2 separate regions of the Homo sapiens genome follow, and region 2 is linked to region 1. Evidence: chromatin loops called from intact Hi-C (ENCODE). Cell type or tissue: heart right ventricle. All regions are shown on one strand. Links, peaks and the distances in the headings refer to the core of each region. The heading gives the core; the rest is flanking DNA. Region 1 overlaps PIGF (phosphatidylinositol glycan anchor biosynthesis class F). Region 2 overlaps ATP6V1E2 (ATPase H+ transporting V1 subunit E2).

Evidence for each region. A loop is a pair of places that touch in the nucleus more often than their neighbours do. Peaks named below come from ENCODE experiments on the same cell type or tissue, not always from the same donor. Only the 100,000 strongest peaks of a DNase experiment are listed, where the experiment ranks them.
Region 2: it touches region 1 in a loop (2.1-fold over the local background); 5 of 110 quality-filtered maps call a loop at or near these places.

What each region holds. Positions count from the first base shown.
Region 1 is chr2:46,597,303-46,608,054 of GRCh38, forward strand. The region is part of intron 4 of PIGF (phosphatidylinositol glycan anchor biosynthesis class F); the gene reads right to left. It overlaps LOC124906003 (a long non-coding RNA gene), which reads left to right. Exons shown (of 2, transcript XR_007086307.1): 2 at 3,292-7,719. Among named protein-coding and RNA genes, the nearest start is that of PIGF, 14 kb to the right of the region's middle. In heart right ventricle, for the core only: a CTCF peak has its summit at 4,247 (motif pointing left); no DNase peak of the experiment used is centred there.
Region 2 is chr2:46,516,421-46,527,172 of GRCh38, forward strand. All of the region lies in intron 4 of ATP6V1E2 (ATPase H+ transporting V1 subunit E2), which reads right to left. Among named protein-coding and RNA genes, the nearest start is that of RHOQ, 21 kb to the right of the region's middle. In heart right ventricle, for the core only: no CTCF peak of the experiment used is centred there; DNase peaks (open chromatin) are centred at 2,601, 3,910 and 4,931; H3K27ac peaks cover 2,841 bases.

The sequences.
Region 1 (10,752 bases), core at 801-8,800:
TTCCTGAGAAAGGGTACATGGAAAATAGATGCTTAGAGATGTTTTAAGTCTGAAAATGATTTTACTGTAATTTTTGGGAATCATTCTGCCTCAGAATTTGTGGGGGGTTTTTTGTTGTTTTTTTTTTTGAGGTGAAGTCTCACTTTGTCATCCAGGCTGGAGTGCAGTGGCACGATCTTGGCTTACTGCAACGTCTGCCTCCTGGGCTCAAGCGATTCTCCTGCCTCAGCCTGCCGAGTAGCTGGGATTACAGGCGCCTGCCACCATGCCCAGCTATTTTTGTATTTTTAGTAGAGATGGGGTTTCACCTTGTTGGCCAGGCTGGTCTCGAACTCCTGACCTCAAATGATCTGCCCACCTCGGCCTCCCAAAGTGCTGGGATTATAGGCGTGAGCCACAGCGCCTGGCCCTGCCTCAGAATTTGGAAGGCACTGCTCCAATGTTTTCTGATTCCCACTTGAGAAGTTCAGTGCCATTCTGGTTTCCCGTCCTCTGTAGGTATCATGTTTCTCTCATTCTCTAAAAACTTTTAGAATGATCTCTTTATTGCTGGTTATCAAAAATTTCACAAAAATGTTTTTTAAAGTGTTTTTTCATCCACTATGCTGAAAATATATGGGCCTTCTTAATCTAAAATCTCAGGTATTCTGGTTCTTAAAATTGTCTTCTACTTAAAGACCTTGTTTGATCAGATCACTTAAGAATTTTTCCCTTACTCTTGCTAGGTATACTATTATTTTGAACTAATTTCTGCTTTTATCTTTTAATTCATTTTGCAATCTTTACCTTTTTGTTTGACTAGGGAATCTTTTCAAGTTTTGTCTCTACTTCCGTTGAGTATTTTTATTCCCCAAAAGTTTTCTTGTTCTCTGAATATGCATTTTGACTGCCTCCTGTTCACCTTTTATGGTAAACTTTAAAAAAAAAAAGTAAGTTTTTAAGTTATCTTCTGTCTTTATATACTGCCTCTATTTCCCCTGAGTTTCTTTTTTGTTGTTTTCATTTCTGGATTTTATTTGACGTATTCCTCAAATATCTGGTGATTCTTTACTTCTCATTCTACTTAAAACACCATGTATGTAATGTCCAGACTAGGCAAATCTACAGAGATAGAAAATATATTAGTGTAAGCTTCTCTAACCCACGGCCCATAGGCCACATGTGGCCCAGGATGGCTTTGAATGTGGCCCAACACAAATTCATAAACTTTCTTAAAACATTATGAGATTTTTTTTTTTTTTTTTTTTTTTTAGCTCATCAGCTATCGTGAGTGTTAATGTATTGCATGTGTGGCTCAAGACAATTCTTTCCTTCCAATGCGGCCCAGAGAAGCCCAAAGATTGGACACTCCTGTAGTGGTTGCCTGGGCCATGGAGAGAAGAGTGGGAATAGGGTATGACTGCTAATAGTTATAGCTTCTTTTTGATGTGGTGAAATGTCCCAAAATTAGATTGTGGCAATGGCTGTACAACTGTGCCTATACTAAAAACCACTGAATTATACACTTTGAGTGAATTCTATGGTATACAGTTATATCTCAATAACACTATTTTTAAACAACAGCAACAACAAAATGAAACATTAAAACAGCTGACTGGATGCTTATAATTCAAGCACGGGGATGCACAGAACTAGGGACGGGGTAGGAACCTGACTTTCCTTTAGAGAATCCCAAAATGTCAGTACCATTTTCCCTCGAAAGAAATATTTCAATATTCTGCCTAGATGGTATAAGCCTGGCTCCCAGTACTTTGGGCCAACCAGGGGAAAGGGGCTAGGTGTAAGGTGGGAACTCATGGTTTGAGATGTAGGATTTCGTTTAAAACTTATTCCCCAAAGAGATTGTACCCAACAGGCTCAGTATCTGGGGACAGCTAGAATAGCTGGGATATGAAGGGTACAATTATATTTTCTTCACTTCTCCTCCCTGCACTGTTCAACTTCCATTGCTTGTATTAGTTTTTATTTACATTGTTCTACAACTCCAATTCATTCAATTATTTTCTTGATATAGTGAGTCCCTTTGATGTACAAACTGGAGAATCCCTTCATTTGTGAAAACTGTCTTCTATCACATCTTTGAATCATTTTTTGTTGGGTATTTTAGAGGCACTAACTAGTCTTGTTTGCATCCCTTTCATTTCTCCTCTATATTTATCACATCTTCTCTAAATGCTTTATTCTTCCCAACCCCCTCCCTACCCCGCATTCATTTTGATTAGCTCAAACCTTTCTTCCATGCTAAAACCTGACTTTCTAATTTGTCTGTTTCTTGATATTTTTAATTTATGTCCTGTAATAGTGACCTTTGCATTCTCAATTTATTTCACTAATTCTGCAATCTTCTTCTCCACGTCATTTTGTTTCATGATCTCATCTTTGCTCTTAATTTATTCAATTCATATCCTTAGTACTATTTTTCATGGTAAACTGTGTGGAGGTTTTTTTGTTTATTTTTGCTTCTAGGGTAGCACTTTCTTTCAGGCCAGATTCTTCATCTTCTGCACACCCCTTTTCCTTCTTCTATAGTGCATTTTTAGGGTTGTCATGCCGTTTCTTTTCTCTTGCTCACACTTCACATGGGCACACATCCTATCTTAACTAGCCCCAATTTTCCCTGTCTTGAAGCTGCCTTTTGAGGACTGGATGTTATTTTCTAATAAGTTTTCTGTAACATGAGGCAGGAAAGAGAATGGAGGTAGGGAGGCTGGGTAAGATAAATGCTATCTCTGTGATTCAGTTAGTAATATTCCACTGAAATTTAATAAATGGTGGTTCTATAATTGAGACTTAAAAATTCATGGCCAAGGCTTACGCCTCCTCTTAGAAATCAGATGAAGCTACTATAGTGCACAGTCTGCCCCCTTAGCAGATCCCTGTAGGTAGCAGCCCTGGTAGATTGATAAGAGGTAAAGAGGCCTGATGGGGAGTCAGGGAAACCTACACTCTATTGGTAGGAATATGTATGGGGGTATATACATATTCTTCAAATTATAACTTTAGTTTGACAGTGTCTGTTAACTTCCTTTGATCTAGGAATGTTACTCAAGTAATCTAGTCTACAAAAACCTTTGCACAAGTATACAAAATTATATGGAACAAAGATATACCTAACAACATTATTTATTATCATGAAAATTTGATATTAAACCTTAATAGGAAATTAGTTAAATAAATCATGGTACATGGAATACTTGTAATGATGATTAATTGCTCAACATTCATCTCAACCCTGATGATGAGACTAATTAATTAACTATTGATGATCCCATTCTGTTTCTCAATGATTAGGAAAACTCAAGGAAGAGAAACTGCTGCCATCCCACTACCAGCCTGAGGATAATAACAAGGAGAATCAGTAAGAAGCACAACCATACCATGACTATCTGTGTCTAGAACCATCCAATTTCCGTTATGTGACATAATCAGTTTCCTTATTATTCAAACCAATATAAGCTGAAGTTTTATGTTACTTATAGAGATACAGTAGCTAAGAATACTATGTAAGAAGAGGTAGATTATACACACACACAGATAACGATGTTCATAACACATTAGTGGGAAAAAAGTTATAAAGCCATGACTAGTTTAACTATTTTGTTTTAAAATTATATATATATAATTAATACAAAATTCGAAGAACATATAAAATCTGCTAGTTGTTCATTGCTTCCATGATAGCATTACTAGGATCTTTAACTTTCTATATTTTTCTGTTTGAATTTTTACTACAAACATTTATATACATTATTTTGTAATAAATAAGATAAAAAGAATAAAATAGGTAAATTCCTTTCTATTAACTAATTTCTAGCATCACTGACATTGATGTACTCTCATTTTGTAAGTTTCCATAATAAAGCTATTTGAATTCTACGGTTATTGGCTAATTTTTTCAAAGTTAAGGAATATATGCACAGTCAATAGGGCTCAGAATAAATAAATGGCTCCCCTGTGAACAAACTTAAAAAGTGACTACAGCAATGTTACAGGCCAGCCTTCATGACACTGTGCTCCAACTATTTGTCCAAATTATTTGACTCCACTGGAATTCATTACATCAAATATTAATTGAAGTAAACAGGCCATTTTGAGTGCCTACTACGTGCCAGACACTGTATCAGACACCTGAGGGTAGTTCATAGTAAACACTCATGGTTTAAATACACTGTCATCAAAATAGTGTTTGTTTAAATAGATTTAATTTTTTGAACTGCTAGTCTCTTCATCTAAAAAAGAGACACTGTACAACTCCTCCTAGTGGCTAAAGGTATTTTACAAAATTCTAATATAAATGTTTTCCTTCCCCACTGAATATTAAAACAAATGCCTCTTTGCCACTAAATTTTTTGCCCACATTTATACTAAATTATCTACTTTTTATATGAGTAAATCTTTGGTCACTCACTATATTTTCACTCTTAGTGTCCACAGTGGTTGCTTCAATATAAAATCTATTTCAATACAAAGATGACAAAAAGAGGCCTATTATCTTTGTCTACACAAATAGGTCTTATTGAATGTTTTCACCTCGGCTAGATCACTACTCTTGGCAAGATTTTTGTTTAGTACTATTCAGGAATCTATTTAGTTCACCAAAAGTGATCAACTTCTAACTTAAACATTCAAATAACAGCATAAAAGAACTGATATGTCAAAAAACAAGTTTCAATGAACTATATGGGTGTATAGTAGTCAGATTATTACTTTCCTTTATAAGAAAGTCTGCAAATGAAAAAAAAAATAATTTTAATGCCAATGCAATAACTGAATTAAATTAGTACAAACTGAGTATATTATTTAATAAGTATACCAATAAGAAGCTGGCAGAATATTTTAAGAAACCAAATGACCTTGTCTACTTCCAAGTTTCTTTATAATAGTATTCTTTTGTTTTGTTTTCCTGGAGTAACTTAACATTTACTGTAAGGAGAAATCCTGTTAAAATAGTGTCTTTTAGTTATGTATAAAATCCCAATAGTATCAGAATTGATCCTTAACTTGTAGGATGTAGTTCCTATACAGTTCACAAGCTCAAAGCTTTGTTGTTCTCTGTCGTCACATGACTATCATGTGTTCAACATAAGTTTTCTACAAACATGCAAATAAATACATTAAAAACTAGTATATAAACTTATTTCACTTAAAAATATTATACAACATTTATATTGATTCAACACTAATTGAGATATCATGCCAATTCAAAATTAGCCTGTTCACACTGAACATCTGAATTATTCACATTTTAATAATACTAAAAGGGCTGTCTTTAAGTTAAAAAAAATACACACAAAACTCTACTGTGTTTTACATATTAAAATACAGGATGAATGATAAAAATATTTAAAGCTCTAAAATCTTCAGTTGACACTTCAAGGTATTTTAAATACTTTTTATTAATTAGAACTACAGCATAAGAACTTCAAATTGAAATTTTAATTTCTGTTCTAAATTATTATTGAGTAGGAAAAAGCATGTACTATTCATGTATTTTGTACAATCTCCTTGAATAATAATAGAATTCTTTGAAATTAAAGTTGTGACTCAGGAAGTCCTAGCTAGAGCAATCAGATGAGAGAAAAAAATAAAGGGCATCCAAATTGGAAAGAAAGAAGTCAAATTATCCTTGTTTGCAGATGATATAATCGTGTATTTGGAAAAACCTAAAGACTACCAAAAACTATTAGAACTGATAAACAAATTGAATAAAGTTGCAGGATACAAAATCAACATACAAAAATCAGTAGCATTTCTATATGCCAACAGCAAATAATCTGAAAAAGAAATAAAAAAGTAATCCCATTTATAACAGCTACAAATAAAATTAAATATCTATGAATTAACTTCACCAAAGAAGTGAAATATATCTACAATGAAAACTATAAAACACTGATGAAAGAAATTGAAGAGGACACAAAAAATGGAAAGATATTTCATGTTTGTGAACTGGAAGAATCAATATTGTTAAAATGTCCATACTACCCAAAGCAATCCACAGATTCAATGCAATCCCTATCAAAATACCAACACTATTCTTCACATAAATAGAAGAAACAATCCTAAAATTTATATGGAACCACAAAGACCCAGAATAGCCAAAGCTATCCTGAGCAAAAAGAACAGAACTGGAAGAATCACATTACTTGACTCAAATTATACTACAGAGCTACTGTAACCAAAACAGCAAGGTACTGGCATAAAAACAGGCACATAGACCAATAGAACAAATAGAGAACCCAGAAGTAAATCCATACATCTACAGTGAGCTCATTTCATCAAAGATGCCAAGAACATACACCGGGGAAAGAGCAGTCTCTTCCATAAGTGGTGGCAGGAAAACTGGATATCCATACGCAGAAGAATGAAACTAGACCCCTAACTCTCGCCATATACAAAAATCAAACCAAGATGGATTAAAGACTTAAATTTAAGACCACAAACTATGAAACTACTAAAAGGAAACATTGGGGAAACTTTCCAGGACACTGGATTGGGCTAAGATTTCTTGAATAATACCCCACAAGCACAGGCAACCAAAGCATAAATGGACAAATGGAATCACATCAAGTTAAAAAGCTTCTGTACAGCAAAAGAAACAATCAAGAAAGTGAAGAGACAACCCACAGAATGGAAGAAAATATTTCCAATCTATCTATCTAACAAAGGGTTAATAACCAGACTATATAGAGAGCTCAAACAACTCTACAGGGAAAAAAAACCCCTAATAATCCAATTTACAAATGGGCAAAAGATCTGAATAGACATTTCTCAAAAAAAGACATACAAGTGGTAAACAGGTATATGAAAAGGTGCTCAATATCACTGGTCGTCAGAGAAATGCAAATCAATACTACAATGAGATTATCATCTCACCCCAGTTAAAATGGCTTTTATCCAAAAGGCAGGCAATAACAAATGCTGGCGAGGATGTGGAGAAAGGGAACTCTCACATACTGTTGGTGGGAATGTAAATCAGTACAACCATTATGGAGATCAGTTCTCAAAAAAACAAAAACAGATCTACCATATGATCCAGCAATCACATTGCTAGGTATATACCCAAAAGAAAGGAAATCAGTATATTGAAGAGATAGCTGGACTCCCATGTTTATTGCATCACTAATCACAATAGCCAAGATTTGGAAGCAACCTAAGTGTCTATCAACAGACTAATGGATTAAAAAAAAAAAGTGATACATACATGCAGTGGAGTACCACTTGGCCATTAAAAAAAGAATGAGTTCCTGCCATTTGCAACAATGTGGACAGAACTGGAGGTCATTATGTTAAATGAAATAAGCCAGGAACAGAAAGGCAAACTTCGCATGTTCTCACTTATTTGTGGTAGTTAAAAAAACAATTGAACTCATGGAGATAGAGAGTAGAAGGATGGTTACCACAGGCTGGGAAGGGTAGTAGTGGGGGTGGGGGGTGCAGAGAATGTGATTAATGGGCATGAAAAAGATAGAATGAGTAAGATCTAGTATTTGATAGCAAAACAGGGTGACTATAGTCAATAATAATTTAACTGTACATTTAAAAATAACTAAGAGTATAATTGGATTGCTTGTACAACCATACATACAAAAGATAAATGCTTGATGTGAATACCCTGATGTGATTATTATGCATTGTGTGTCTGTATCAAAATATCTCATGTACTCCAGAAATGTATATATCTACTATGTAGACACAAAAAAATAAAAATTAAAAAATAAAGTTGTGATTCAATATGAATAATGCTAACTACATATTGGAGCAATTTCAATATAACTAGTAATTCTTTGTGAATATTTATATTATCACTGCAAAACCATAGATCTTTGAGTTTTTAAATATTTTTGCTTAAAAGTGAACATTTAAGAAGGCAAACTCTAATGTTCAACGAGTTAATCTAATTATTTCCTAGCTTATTCAAAATTTGACATGCTTTCTATAGTAAAATTTGGAAGTATAATAAAAGTACTAAGAAGAAGTGAACTAACTCTAGTGTATGGTGGAAACATAAAGACTTAGATTCTTCTCTTACGTCAAAGTTCAAATTAACTTCACATTAAATTAAATGAAAAAACCAGCCCTCCTCCATAGTTATCTATGCACTGTGCTCCTTGGTCTGTCACCTAAACTAGGAAGAAATACTGAGACAAATTGCAGTAAGGACTGAAAGTATGATATATAAAATGCTCCCTGACATTTTTTAATCCATTCAACAAACATTTCTTAAGAACCTATTATTTGATTTCATTCATTTCACTCAGTTCTGACACAGCCCTGCAAAGTACATATTAGTTTTATTCTAATCATATTACATATGTGAAGTTAAGTAGCTTGTCTAAGATCACTTGGCCGCTAAGTAGTAAAAACAGGGCAAGAACCTGTTTTCTGATCCTCAATTACTGGAGTCGTCTAACTTCTACACCATCTAATGATCTAGATTCCAATCCCAGCTCTACTACTTCCTGGCTACAGAACTGGGGCAAATCACTTAACCTGTCAGCTTTCTAAGTTCTTCATCTAGAAAATGGTGAAAGTGAGTATCTCACTAGATTGCTCTGAGAAACTCTATAATGAAAATGCTTTAAAAGTTATTAAAATATTTTTGCATTGCTATTTCATGTCATGTGCTATGTGATATTATATAAAATGTTTCACATTATAAATTGATAATTTTTAGCCATAGTCCTCTGGAGACTAGGCTGTTCTCCAGTATGTTGGAAATTTTAGGACAACTTTTGCAGTCTACTGAAGTTTAGGTGACATCAGAGAAATCTAGCAATTTCCTGACATAAGCCTACTTTCCATAAGCAAGAAGAAAGTTAAGTACTGGCAAACTCTAACTCATTATAACTTTTATTTTGACTAGGTAGTACACTAATGTGGTTCAAATTTCAAAAGATAGCAAAGGATATTCAGTGGAAAGTCTCCTTACTTTGTCCTCTAGCTTCTCAGATCCCCTCGCAAGAGACAACAGGTTTTATCAGTTTCTCACATATCCTTCCAGAAATATACGTGTATCTGTGCCCTCTGACAACTTTTGACATAAATGGTAGCATCCTGTACACATTTTTTCACCTTGCTTTTTTCCACTAACTTATCGGTAAATAAAGAGTTTTGTTTTGGGGTTTTTTTCTGTTTTTATGTGTTTAGTTTTTACAAATGCATAGTACTTCACAGTGTGGGTTAAATTTATCCTAACCCTATCCCTTATTAAAGGATATTTAGGTAATTTTCAATGCTGAAATGAGTAATCTTATATATTCAACATTTTGTAAGTGTGCAAGTATACCTACTGGTTAAAATCCAAGAAGTAGAATTGCTGGGTCGAAGAAGTATATTTGTAATTTTTACAGATAGTACCAAACTGCACTTTACAGAGTTTGAACACTGGAGCTTGCTTCTCAAACCCTTAACACTACCATGTGACCCAGCAATCCCGCTCCAAGGCATACCCAAGATAAATAAACACATATGTCCATAAAAAAACCTATACACAAATGTTTGATGCAGCTTATTCACAACAACCAAAATGCAAAATGTGGAAAGAACCTAGATGTCCATCAACTGATAAATGGGTAAACAAAATTTGATATATATCCATACAATGGAATATTATTCAGCCACAAAAAGGAATGAAGTACTGAAGCATGCTACAACATAGATAAACCTTGAAAACATTATGCTAAGTAAAAAAAGGCAGTCACAAAAGATCACATAAGACCCAATTTATAACAAATTTCCAGGATAGGCAAATCTATAGAGACAGTAAGTAGATTGGTGGTTGCAAAAAGTCATTGAATTGTATATTTTAAATAGATGATGTGTACGGTGTGTGAATTATATCTCAATACTGTTTTAAAAAATAACCACCTCCCAGCTACCTCAGTTTACTACGTGTCATGAGCCACACATACGCACATCTGGTGTTAATTTTCCCTCAGATTTCCAACAACCATCTCATCACTTCGCAATAACTCACAATAGGCAACCCTTCTCATGTCTATTTCCAGAAGCAAACCTTTACCAAGGAAACCTTTTCCAAGGAAAAGTGCTATGTTTATTGTAATATTTGGGTGCAGGCATACCTTTTAGATACTGCAGATTTGGTTCCAGACCACCAGAATAAAGCAAATTGTACAATAAAGTGAGTCATATGTATTTTCTGGTTTCCCAGTGCATATAAAAGTTATATTTCTACTGTATCATAGTCTATTAAGTGGGCAATAGCATTAGTTTTTTAAATGCACATGATTTAAAAATACTTTATTACTAAGAAATGTTAATAATTATCTGAGCCTTCAGCAAGTTGTAATCTTTTTGCTGGTGGAAGATGTGGCCTTGATGTTGACGGCTGCTGACTGATCAGGGTGGTGGTTGGGGAGGCTGTGGAAATTTCTTTTCTTTTTTTTTTTTAAGACTGAGTCTCGCTCTATCGCCCAGGCTGGAGTGCAGTGGCACAATCTCGGCTCGCTGCAACCTCTGCCTCCTGGGTTCAAGTGATTCTTGTGCCTCAGCCTCCCAAGTAGCTGGGATTACAGGGGCCTACCAGCACGCCCAGCTAATTTTTCTTGTATTTTTAGTAGAGACAGAGTTTCACCATGTTGGCCAGGCTGGTCTCAAACTCCTGACCTCAAGTGATCTGCCTGTCTCAGCCTCCCAAAGTGCTGGGATTACAGGCACGACCCACTGCGCCCAGCCGGCAATTTCTTAAAGTGAAATTTTAACCATGAAGTTGGTTGCATCAATTGACTCTTC
Region 2 (10,752 bases), core at 1,338-9,337, 80 kb before region 1:
GAACAACCAAGGGTTAAAGAATAAGTCAGGCCGGATGCAATGGCTCATGCCTATAATCCCAACACTTTGGGAGGCTGAAGCAGGAATCGCTTGAACCTGGTAGTGCGAGGCTGTAATAAGCTAATGAGGTGCCAGTGCACTCCAGTCTGGGCAACAGAATGAGACCCTATCTCTAAAAAAAATTTTTAAAAGAATAAGTCAAAAAGAAAACTAGAACATATCTTGAGACCAAATGAAAATGAAACTACAACATACCTAAACTTATGAGATGCAGCAAAAGCAATTCTAAGAGGAAAATTTATAGTAGTAAACTCTATATTAAAAAAAAAAACTCTCAAGTTACCTAACTTTACACCTCAAGGAACTAGAATACTTGTTTACTGAAAAGTATAAAACATTGCTGAAAGAAGTTAAAAACAAATAAATGGAAAGACATCCCATGTTCATATGTTGGAAGAACTAATATTGTTAAAATGTCCATACTAACCAAAATGATCCACAGATTCTGTGCAATCCCTATCAAAATCCTGATGCTGTTTTTTGCAGAAATAGGGTGGGAGAATTCTAAAATTCATATAGAATCACAAAGGACCCCAAATAGCCAAAAACAATCTTGAGAAAGAACAACAAAGCTAAAGGTCTCACATTTCCTGACTTCAACATATACTACGAAGTTAAAGTAATTAAAACAGTATGGTACTGGCATAAAGCTAGATATATAGACCAATGGAAAAGAATGAAGAGCCCAGAAATAAACCCCACATTTACAATCAAATGATCATCAATAAGGGTGCCAAGACTACATAATGGGGGAAAGATAGCCTCTTCAATAAATGGTGTTGGGAAAACTAGATATCCACATGCAAAAGAATGAAATTGGACCCTTATTTTAAGCATACACAAAAATCAACTAAAAATTGATTGAAGACTTAAATGTAAGGCCTGAAACGATAAAATTCCTAGAAAGAAACAAACGGGAAAAGCTTCATAACACTGGTCTTGCCAATGATTTCTTGGATATGACAGAGAAAGCACAGACAACAAAAGCAAAAATAGACAAATGAGATTGCATAAAATTTAAAAGCATCTATGCAGCAAATCAAACAATCCACAGAGTGAAAAGGTCACCAATGGAGTGGGAAAAATATCTGCAAACCGTATATCTCATAAGAAGTTAATATCCAGAATACATAAGGAACTTTTACAACTCAAAGCAAAAGCAACAACAACAACAAACTTGATTTTAAAATGGGCAAAACACCTGAGTAGACATTTCTCTAAAGAAGACATACAAAGGCCAACAGGCATAGGAAAACATCATGTGCTCAACATCAATCATCAAGTAAATGCAAAGCAAAAGCACAATGAGATATCACTTTACTCCTGACAGGATGGTCATTATTTTTTAAAAAAAGAAGAAAGAAAAAGAAAATAACAAGTGTTGGCAAGGATGTGCAGAAACTGGAACTCCTGTGCACTGGGTTGGTGGGAATGTAAAATGATGCAGCTGCTATGGAACACAGTATGGTGGTTATTCAACAAGTTAAAAATGGAATTACCATGTAATCCAGCAATCCCACTTCTGTTCAAAAGAACTGAAAATAGAATCTTGAAGAAATGTTTGCACACCAATGTTCAGGGAAGCATTATTCAAAATAGCCAAGAGGTAGAAACAATCTACAAGCTTACTGATGGATGGATAAAAACAGTGTGGTGTATACATAAAATGGAATATTATAAAGCCTTAAAAAGGAAGAAAATCCTGTCACATGTTACAACATAGATGGACTTTGAGGACATAATTCTAAGTAAAATAAGCCCATGATAGAAGATTAAATACTGCATGATTCCACTTATGGGATATCTAAAGTAGTCAAACTCATGGAACCAGGAAATATTAACAGAATGACACTTTCCAGGGGTGGGGGTAGGGGAAATGGGGTTCTGTTCAATGGGTGTAGTTTTCGTGATGCAAGATGAAAAAGTTCTAGAGACCTGCTGTACAGTAACGTACATACAGTTAACAGTACTGTACCATACTCTTAAACATTTGTTACACACACACACACAACACACACACACACACACACACACACACACACACAAATGCTATCCCAGAAACCCGTACCACTTCCCAAGCTTGGTGGAAAAACCACCCAGTGTTTGTGACAAAGACCAAGCCCTTGGGTTCAATCTTACAAAATGTCATTAGAAGTCAGAAAGAAAATTTATTTGGGCCATCCACTCCTCATTACTTTAGGATGTACTTTTAAAAAAAACCTGCATTTTGTAACTACAGCAAAAGCATTTTCTGCTCCTAAATAAGACAAGTCAATTTTGTGTGTGTGTGTGTGTGTGTGTGTGTGTGTGTGTGTGTGTGTGTGTGTGTGTTTTAAGGCTCCCCGGGTAACCGTGATGCTGACCAGCTTTAGGAACCACTGTCAATGAAAGCAGACATAGTACAAGGTCTAGGAAGCCCCAGGTTACGTGTATATAGGAAGAAATATATCAGGTGAAGCCTTACCAGTCCCCTGCCAGGGGCCTGCCTTTGCTCTGGCGTTGGGAGTCTGCACACAGAATGTGGAACTTGGAACGCACGCTGGAACCTGGCACTGTTGCTTCCTTCTTTGTACAGATGACCCTTGCAGTCTGACCAGGCAGCTTGAATCCAAAGAGCCAGGCTGTCACTGGGGAAGGCTGGCCAAGTCTGCCAAGAGGAGGCTAAAAGGGATTTCCTTGGCACCCGGGGCCATGACGGGGGTTATCCTTGCACACTCAGAATCTCAGTTAAGTTGGCACATGGTAGCCTTTAGCTCTGGGGCGGGCTCACCTTAACAGGTATGCATGGTGACCCAGGCAGCCAGTTTGCTAATTTACTAATGAAAAATACAGCTGTCATGTTGGCGGATCATGGTCTCCTTTCCCTCTATGTGAGTTGCACGTGAAGCCAAATCTGAAGGTTGTTTAATAAGAAACCAGCACAAGCAAAATTCACCAGATGGTCTTTAAGAGAGCCACACCCACAACAGGGGATGCTGTGTTCCAGCTCATGAGGGAGGGCATCCTCTTCATGCCCAGACAGGGCCTAATGGGCATCACCAGCTTCCACGGTGTCGGCGTGGACTCTGCAGTCAGACTGACGGAATTCAGATCCTGGTTCTGCACTTACCATTTGTACGACTTTGGCAAAGCAGTATACCCCTCAAGCCCTCAGTTTCTTCATCTGTATAATAAAAATAATAGCAGCTACATCATTGGATTATTGTAAGGATTAAATGAAAGAAGTGAGACGTTTAACACAATGTTAGGCATGGTTAATCTTCATGTCTGGTAGTTATTATTATCATCATGACCACTACTACTATTATTGTCCTCGTCTCCTCTGATTTAGGCCTCACTCTTCATCATAGTTGTTCTGTGTGTACAGGATACCTATGAATGATTAGGTTTCCACTCACTAAAGTGGAAACATATTCTAGTCTTGCCTGTTTGTAATAAACTTAGCAGCCCTGCCTGGAGTTGGTGACCCTCCTCTCCACAACACTTCATGGTACCTTTGCCCACAGTCTCAGGTGACCAGTCATATCCTTTGTGATGGTGGTGGAAGCTCCTGAATCCCAGGATTCTGAACTGGGGATGAGGTGGAAGTCATCTCACAGCCTGTCACACATCCTTGTGCCTGAATCTGCATCCTGAGTTCTTGTGTCCCCTCCCTGCACTCCCACTTCTAAATAGCTCATTAGTGCTGGGACATGAAGGCAGCTGCAGGGCAGGGCAGGGTTAAAAGGCAGGGATTGAGCAAGTCCCTCTGCAGGAAAGCGTGTGCCCATGTAATGTGTCTAGCAGATGTAACTTCTCGTCTGTCTGGGATGGAGATTATGAGCCCACATGGGCCTGTGACTTGAGCAAAACAACAAAACAAACCAAGAAATGTGAAACGCACATGCCTGTCCTTATACGAGGGCTCAGACACTTCTACCCTGCTGAAGCAGGTGGATGCTCTAAGTGGCACCCACTCCGCCTGTGCTGGGGACAGCAGAAGGGGCCCTCCAAGCCAGACTCGGCTCTCGTGAACCCTTCACGACTGGGGCCTCCCCGCTAAAACAGCCTCATTCCCACTTAACAGCTTTGGCTCATGCTGTTGTCTTGGCTATAATGCTTCCCTCCACTTAATAAATCCTGCCCATATATTCAGGCCCAGTTTAAGCCCCACCACTCCTTGATCTCTGGACTCCTCCTCCAAATGACAGCATGGTCTGTTTTCCAGATACAATTCAGAGCTGGATTCGGTGTTTGTTTTTCCAGTTATTTTTGCTTCCTCTAGGAAACTTCTTTGAAAATGAGACTCTCCTTCCCTAGCAGGGGCTGGGTGCAGATAGGTGTTCATTTAACGTGGATTGATTGGATTAAGGGCTTGGGGATGGAAGGGAGGCTTTTTTTTTTCTTTTTTGCCTTTTTCAAAATTATGAAATACAAAATGCAGTCAGACAAGTACATGAAACGGCAATGTCTGGCTTAATGAATATTACGAGGCAAATATCCTGTAACCACCATCCAGATCAAGAGAACATTACCAGCATCCCAGAAGCCTCTCCATATGACCTTTGGGAAGCAGACATTTCCAAACTGGTGATTGTATATCTGTGGGCGTGGGAAAGGTCTTTATTTCATTTTTAGAAATGGGTCTCACCATTTTGCTGAGGCCGATATCAAATTCTTGGGCTCAAGCAATCCTCCCACCTTGGCCTCCCAAAGTGCTGGGATTATGGCCATGGGCTACCATGCCTGGCCTGGGAAGGATCTTTAGAGGAAGTGTGAGCTGGGAAATCTCTTCTTGGGCCCTTGCCCACATGAGCTTGTGAGTATCTTGGGGAAGTACCAAATCCACAGCACCATGAGAGGGAGGAGGCAGCCGCAGGGAGTTCTTGGTGGGCAAAATATGTCTGTCAACCTGGAGCCCTGCCCAGACCCTGAAGCAACTGTTCTTCATTCCAGCTGGGATTTGTAAGCAAATATGAGGTCAGATGTGTCTGGGTGTGTGCTTCCTACCCCTAGCCAAAAGGGAAGCAGGACCAAACGTGGGCCTCCAGACACTTAGAGATTGCAGACTGAGGAAGGAGGAGAAGGGGCTTTCCAGAGCTTGGAGCACAGGGCAACTTACAGGGCCCAGGAAGTGGGTGAGAAAATGTAGAGAAGTAATGACTCCTTTGGGGGATTTTAAATATTGAGTATGTGGAAGTGGGGCATCCCCTCTTCTGTCTTTCTTTCTTCTCTTTTTCTTTTTCTTTGAGACAGAGTCTCACTCTGTCGCCCAGACTGGAGTGCAGTGGTGCGATCTTGGCTCACTGCAACCTCTGCCTCCTGGGTTCAAGCGATTCTCCTGCCTCAGCCTCCCGAGTAGTTGGGACTACAGGTGCATGCCACCACACCCGGCTAATTTTTTGTATTTTTAGTAGAGGCGGAGTTTCACTGTGTTAGCCAGGATGGTCTCGATCTCCTGACCTCGTGATCCACCCGCCTCAGCCTCCCAAAGTGCTGGGATTACAGGTGTGAGCCACTGCGCCAGGCCCTGTCTTTCAAAAAGTATTTTTTGGCTGGGTGAGGTGGCTTATGCCTGTAATCCCAACATTTTGGGAGGCAGAGGTAGAGGATTGCTTGAGCCCAGGAGTTCACAGTGGGCATCACAGTGGGACCACATCTCTACAAATTTTTTTTTTTAATTAGCCAGGAATGATGGTGTGCGCCTGTGGTCCTAGCTACGTGGGAGGCTGAAGTGGGAGGATTGCTTGAGAGGTCGAGGTTGCAGTGAACCAAGACCGTGCCATTGCACTCCAGCCTGGGCGACAGACGGAGACTCTGTCTCCAAAAAAAAAAAAAGGATAATGGCAGAACGTGCAGGTTTGTTACACAGGTATACGTGTGTCATAGTGGTTTGCTGCACTTATTGACCCATCCTGTAAGTTTCCTCCCCTAACCCCCACCCCCCAAAAAGCCCTGGTGTGTGATGTTCCCCTCCCTGTGTCCATGTGTTCTCAATGTTCAACTTCCACTATGAGTGAGAACATGCAGTGTTTGGTTTTCTATTCCTGCATTACTTTGCTGAGGATGATGGCTTCCAGCTTCATCCATGCCCCTGTAAAGGATATGATCTCATTCCTTTTTATGGCTGCATAGTATTCCATGGTGTGTATGTACTACATTTTCTTTATCCAATCTATCACTGATGGGCATTTGGGTTGGTTCCAAGTCTTTGCTTTATAATTAGTGCTGCAATAAACATACATGTGCATGTGTCTTTATAGTAGAATGATTTATAATCTTTTGGGTATATACCCAGTAATTGAATTGCTGGGTCAAATGCTATTTCTGGTTCTAGATCCTTGAGGAATTGCCACACTGTCTTCTTACAATGGTTGAACTAATTGACATTCCCACCAACAGTGTAAAAGTGTTCCTATTTCTCTACGGCCTCACTGGCATCTATTGTTTCCTGACTTTTTAATAATTGCGATTCTGACTGGCATGAGATGGTATCTCATTGTGGTTTTGATTTGCATTTCTTTGAAGATCAGTGATATTCAGCTTTTTTTCATATGTTCATTGGCCATGTAAATGTCTTCTTTTGAGAAATGTCTGTTCATATCCTTTGCCCACTTTTTGATGTTTTTTTTTAATTGTAAATATGTTTAAGTTCCTCGTAAATTCTGGATATTAGACCTTTGTCAGGTGAGTAGATTGAAAAAATTTTCTCCCATTCTGTAGGTTGCCTGTTCACTCTGATGATAGTTTCTTTTGCTGTGCAGAAGCTCTTTAGTTTAATTAGATCCCATTTGTGAATTTTGGCTCTTGTTGCAATTGCTTTTGGCATTTTTGTCATGAAGTCTTTGCCCATTCCTATGTCCTAAATTGTATTGCCTAGGTTTTCTTCTAGGGTTTTTATGGTTTGGGGTTTTACATTTAAGTCTTTAATCCATCTCAAGTTAATTTTTACATAAGGTGTAAGGAAGGGGTCCAGTTTCAGTTTTCTGCATATGGCTAGTCAGTTTTCCCAGCATCACTTACTGAATAGGAGATCCTTTCCCCATTGCTTGTTTTTGTCAGGTTTTTCGAAGATCAGATGGTTGTAGATGTGCGATGTTATTTCTGAGGTCTCTGCTCCATTGGCCTATATGTCTGTTTTGGTACCAGTACCATGCCGTTTTGGTTACTGTAGCCTTGTAGCATAGTTTGAAGTCAGGTAGTGTGATGCCTCCAGCTTGGTTCTTTTTGCTTAGGATTATCTTGGCTATATGGGGTCTTCTTTGATTCCATATAAAATTTAAAATAGTTTTTTTTTAATTCTGTGAAGAATGTCAATGGTAGTTTAATGGGAATAGCACTGAATCTATAAATTACTTTGGGCAGTATGGGCATTTTCATGATATTGATTCTTCCTATCCATGAGAATGGAATGTTTTTCCATTTGTTTGTGTCCTCTCTTATTCCTTGAGCAGTGGTTTGTAGTTTTCCTTGAAGAGGTCCTTCACATCCCTTGTTAGCTGTGTTCCTAGGTATTTTATTCTCTTTGTAGCGATTGTGAATGGGAGTTCATTCATGATTTGGCTCTCTGCTTGCCTATTGTTAGTGTAAAGGAATACTTGTGTTTTTGCACATTGATTTTGTATCCTGAGATTTTGCTGAAGTTGCTTATCAATTCGACAAGTTTTTGGGCTGAGATGATGGGGTTTTGTAAATATAAAATCATGTCGTCTGCAAACAGCAACTTGACTTCCTCTCTTCCTATTTGAATACACTTTATAATGTATTGTTGACCTGAAGATGTTTAAACCAGGTAGGGGATGGTTTGAGACCTTCCATGGGTAACAACAGAACACCAATAGGGAGGGAGGGAAATGAAGATACATGAAAGAACATAAGGCAATTTCGGAAAACTCAGACAAGAAAATGAGGTTTCAGGGCACATCAACATAGTACCTTAACTTGGAGGCAAGTCACCTGGAAAATGTAGAAAGTTGGTAGTATTTATTAAGCAGAATTTATCCAAATAGACAAAAATCAATCACATCTTTATGGAGACCCAACTTTAAGCAATGCCTTGTGGTTTCAGAGAGGGCCCTGGTTTAAAATAGGAGAAAAGCATCTGGCACTCAAAATGGGATGGGATAAGGGGCAGGAAAGGACACAGCCAGACTGACTGCACACTTCAGCCGAGGTAGCAGCCCTGTGGGCAAGGGGCCAGTCAGGGAGGGAGTAGTAAGGATGGGCGCTGAGAGATGGACCGTCATCATAAGCAGAAAGAAAGTAAGACACTGGATGGGGAGAACACTGCGGGCAAAGGCCTGCTGGTGGAAAGGGGTCTGAGGTCTGCGTGTGGAGAGCAGGTGGGTTTGGCAGTAGTCAAGAGACTTGCAGAGGACAATGTCTAGAAAGACACTGGGGTGTGAATGGGAAAGGGTGGAAATGTCTGCCTGAGAGTTGGGGCATTATGCAAAAGAGCCCATCAAAGGCTTCTTAGCAGGGCTGTACCTTCGCCAAACCTGGACTCAGGAAGATCAGCCTGGGGGTGGTGGGGGCAGGAGTCTTGGACTATATGCCAAAAGCCAGAGGGAGCCTGTACACAGCGAGGGCCAGGACACAAGACAAGGCATCGCGATTGGAAGGAAGAGATGTGGCCCACAAGCTGTTGGGTGTCAGGTCTGAGGACTCAGCCTCTGGCTACACAGAACAGAGCAGCTCAGCTTGGGGTGAGGTTGTGAGAAAGCAGGGACAGGCGGCCGGGCGCGGTGGCTCACGCCTGTAATCCCAGTACTTTGGGAGGCCGAGGCGGGCGGATCACGAGGTCAGGAGATCGAGACCACGGTGAAACCCCGTCTCTACTAAAAATTCAAAAAATTAGCCGGGCGCAGTGGCGGGCGCCTGTAGTCCCAGCTACTCGGGAGGCTGAGGCAGGAGAATGGCGTGAACCCGGAAGGCGGAGCTTGCAGTGAGCCGAGATCGCGCCACAGCACTCCCGCCTGGGCGACAGAACGAGACTCCGTCTCAAAAAAAAAAAAAAAGAAAAAAAAAAAAGAAAGCAGGGACAGGCACCCTGCTCCCTGGCGAGCAAGCTTGGGAGAGAAGGCAAGGGCGAGAGAGTTCATTTGGTCTAGAAGTAACAGGAGACACCTGGAGAGAAAATCAGAAGGGCCTGAAAAGCTTCATCTCTGCTTCAGTTGCTGATGAGTAAGGAGCCACATAGAGTTTTATTCCAAGAACTCCACTCACACTGGCAAAGCAGGCTTTGGTCAGGACTGGAGAAAGCTAATGCCTACAGGCAGGGGAAGAAACCTTTCTCCCAAAATAATTTACATGAAGAATTCACAACTGAATTTCTCCTTCTAAAACATCTGCAGACAGCTTACTTCAAAGCAGTCAGGTTCTCCCCAAGAGTCATTTGCTTCAAAGCTGCATATCTAGAAGTTTCCAGTGGCAGTTTCTCCAAAAAAAAAAAAAAGCCCTTCATTTCCATCCCTGTCTAAAGGGGCAAATACTTCCCCGGTCTGTTGCCTTAGAAAATGTGGACTAGGATGTCATAAGATCTGATTTTTTAGAGAAGTTGGAAATCCTGTTTTAAAAGTGAAACCTTTTTTGTTTTATTGTAGTAAAATGTACATAACAAATTTTGCCATTTAACCATTTTTAAGTGTACATTATTTATTATTATTATTATTTTGAGACGGAGTTTCACTCTTGTTGCCCAGGCTGGAGTGCGGTGGTGTGATCTCGGCTCACTACAACCCCCGCCTCCTGGGTTCAAGTAATTCTTGTGCCTCAGCCTCCCGAGTAGCTGGGACTACAGGCGTGCATCACCATGCCTGGCTAATTATGTATTTGTAGTAGAGATGGGTTTTCACCATGTTAGCCAGACTGGTCTTGAACTCCTGGACCTTCAGTGATCCACCTGCCTCAGCCTCCCAAAGTGCTGGGATTACAGGTGTGAACCACCACACCCTGCCTTTTTAAGTGTACATTTATGTAGCATTAAGAATATTCACATGGTTTTGCAACTATCACCACCATCTCCAGAACTTTTTCGTCTTCCCAAATTTAAACTCTGTATCCATTAAACACTAATCCCACATACTCTTCCCCAAGTAACTGTTGGCAACCACCATTCTACTTCCTGTCTCTGTGAATTTGAGTACTCCAGGTACCTCATATAAATAGAATCATAATATTTGTCCTTCCTTGGCTGGCTTATTTCACTTAGTATGATGTCTTCAGGATTCCCCATGTTGTAGCACAGGTCAGAATTTCCTTCCTTTTTATGGCTGGATATTTCATTGTGTGTATATACCATATTTTGTCTATTCATCCATTCATAGAGACTTGGGGTGCTCTCCTTTCTTGGCTGTTGTGAATAATGCTGCTATGAACATGGGTATATAAATATCTGTTCAAAGACCTGCTTTCACTTCTTTGGGGTATATGCCTAGAAGTAGAATTGCTGGATCATATAGTAGTTCTAAGCTCAGTGTTTTGAAGAACATCTGCACCATTTTCCCCGGCAGCCGCACTATTTTACAGTTCACAGCAATGCACATGGGTTCCAGTGTTTCCACATCTTTGCCAGTACTTGCTGTTTTCTGGTTTTGTTTTTGTTTTTTTTCTTTCTTTTGTGTCTTGGCTCTGTTGCCCAGGTTGGAGTGTAGTGGCATGATCATAGCTCACTGCAGCCTCAAACTCCTGGCTCAAGCAATCTTCCCACTTCAG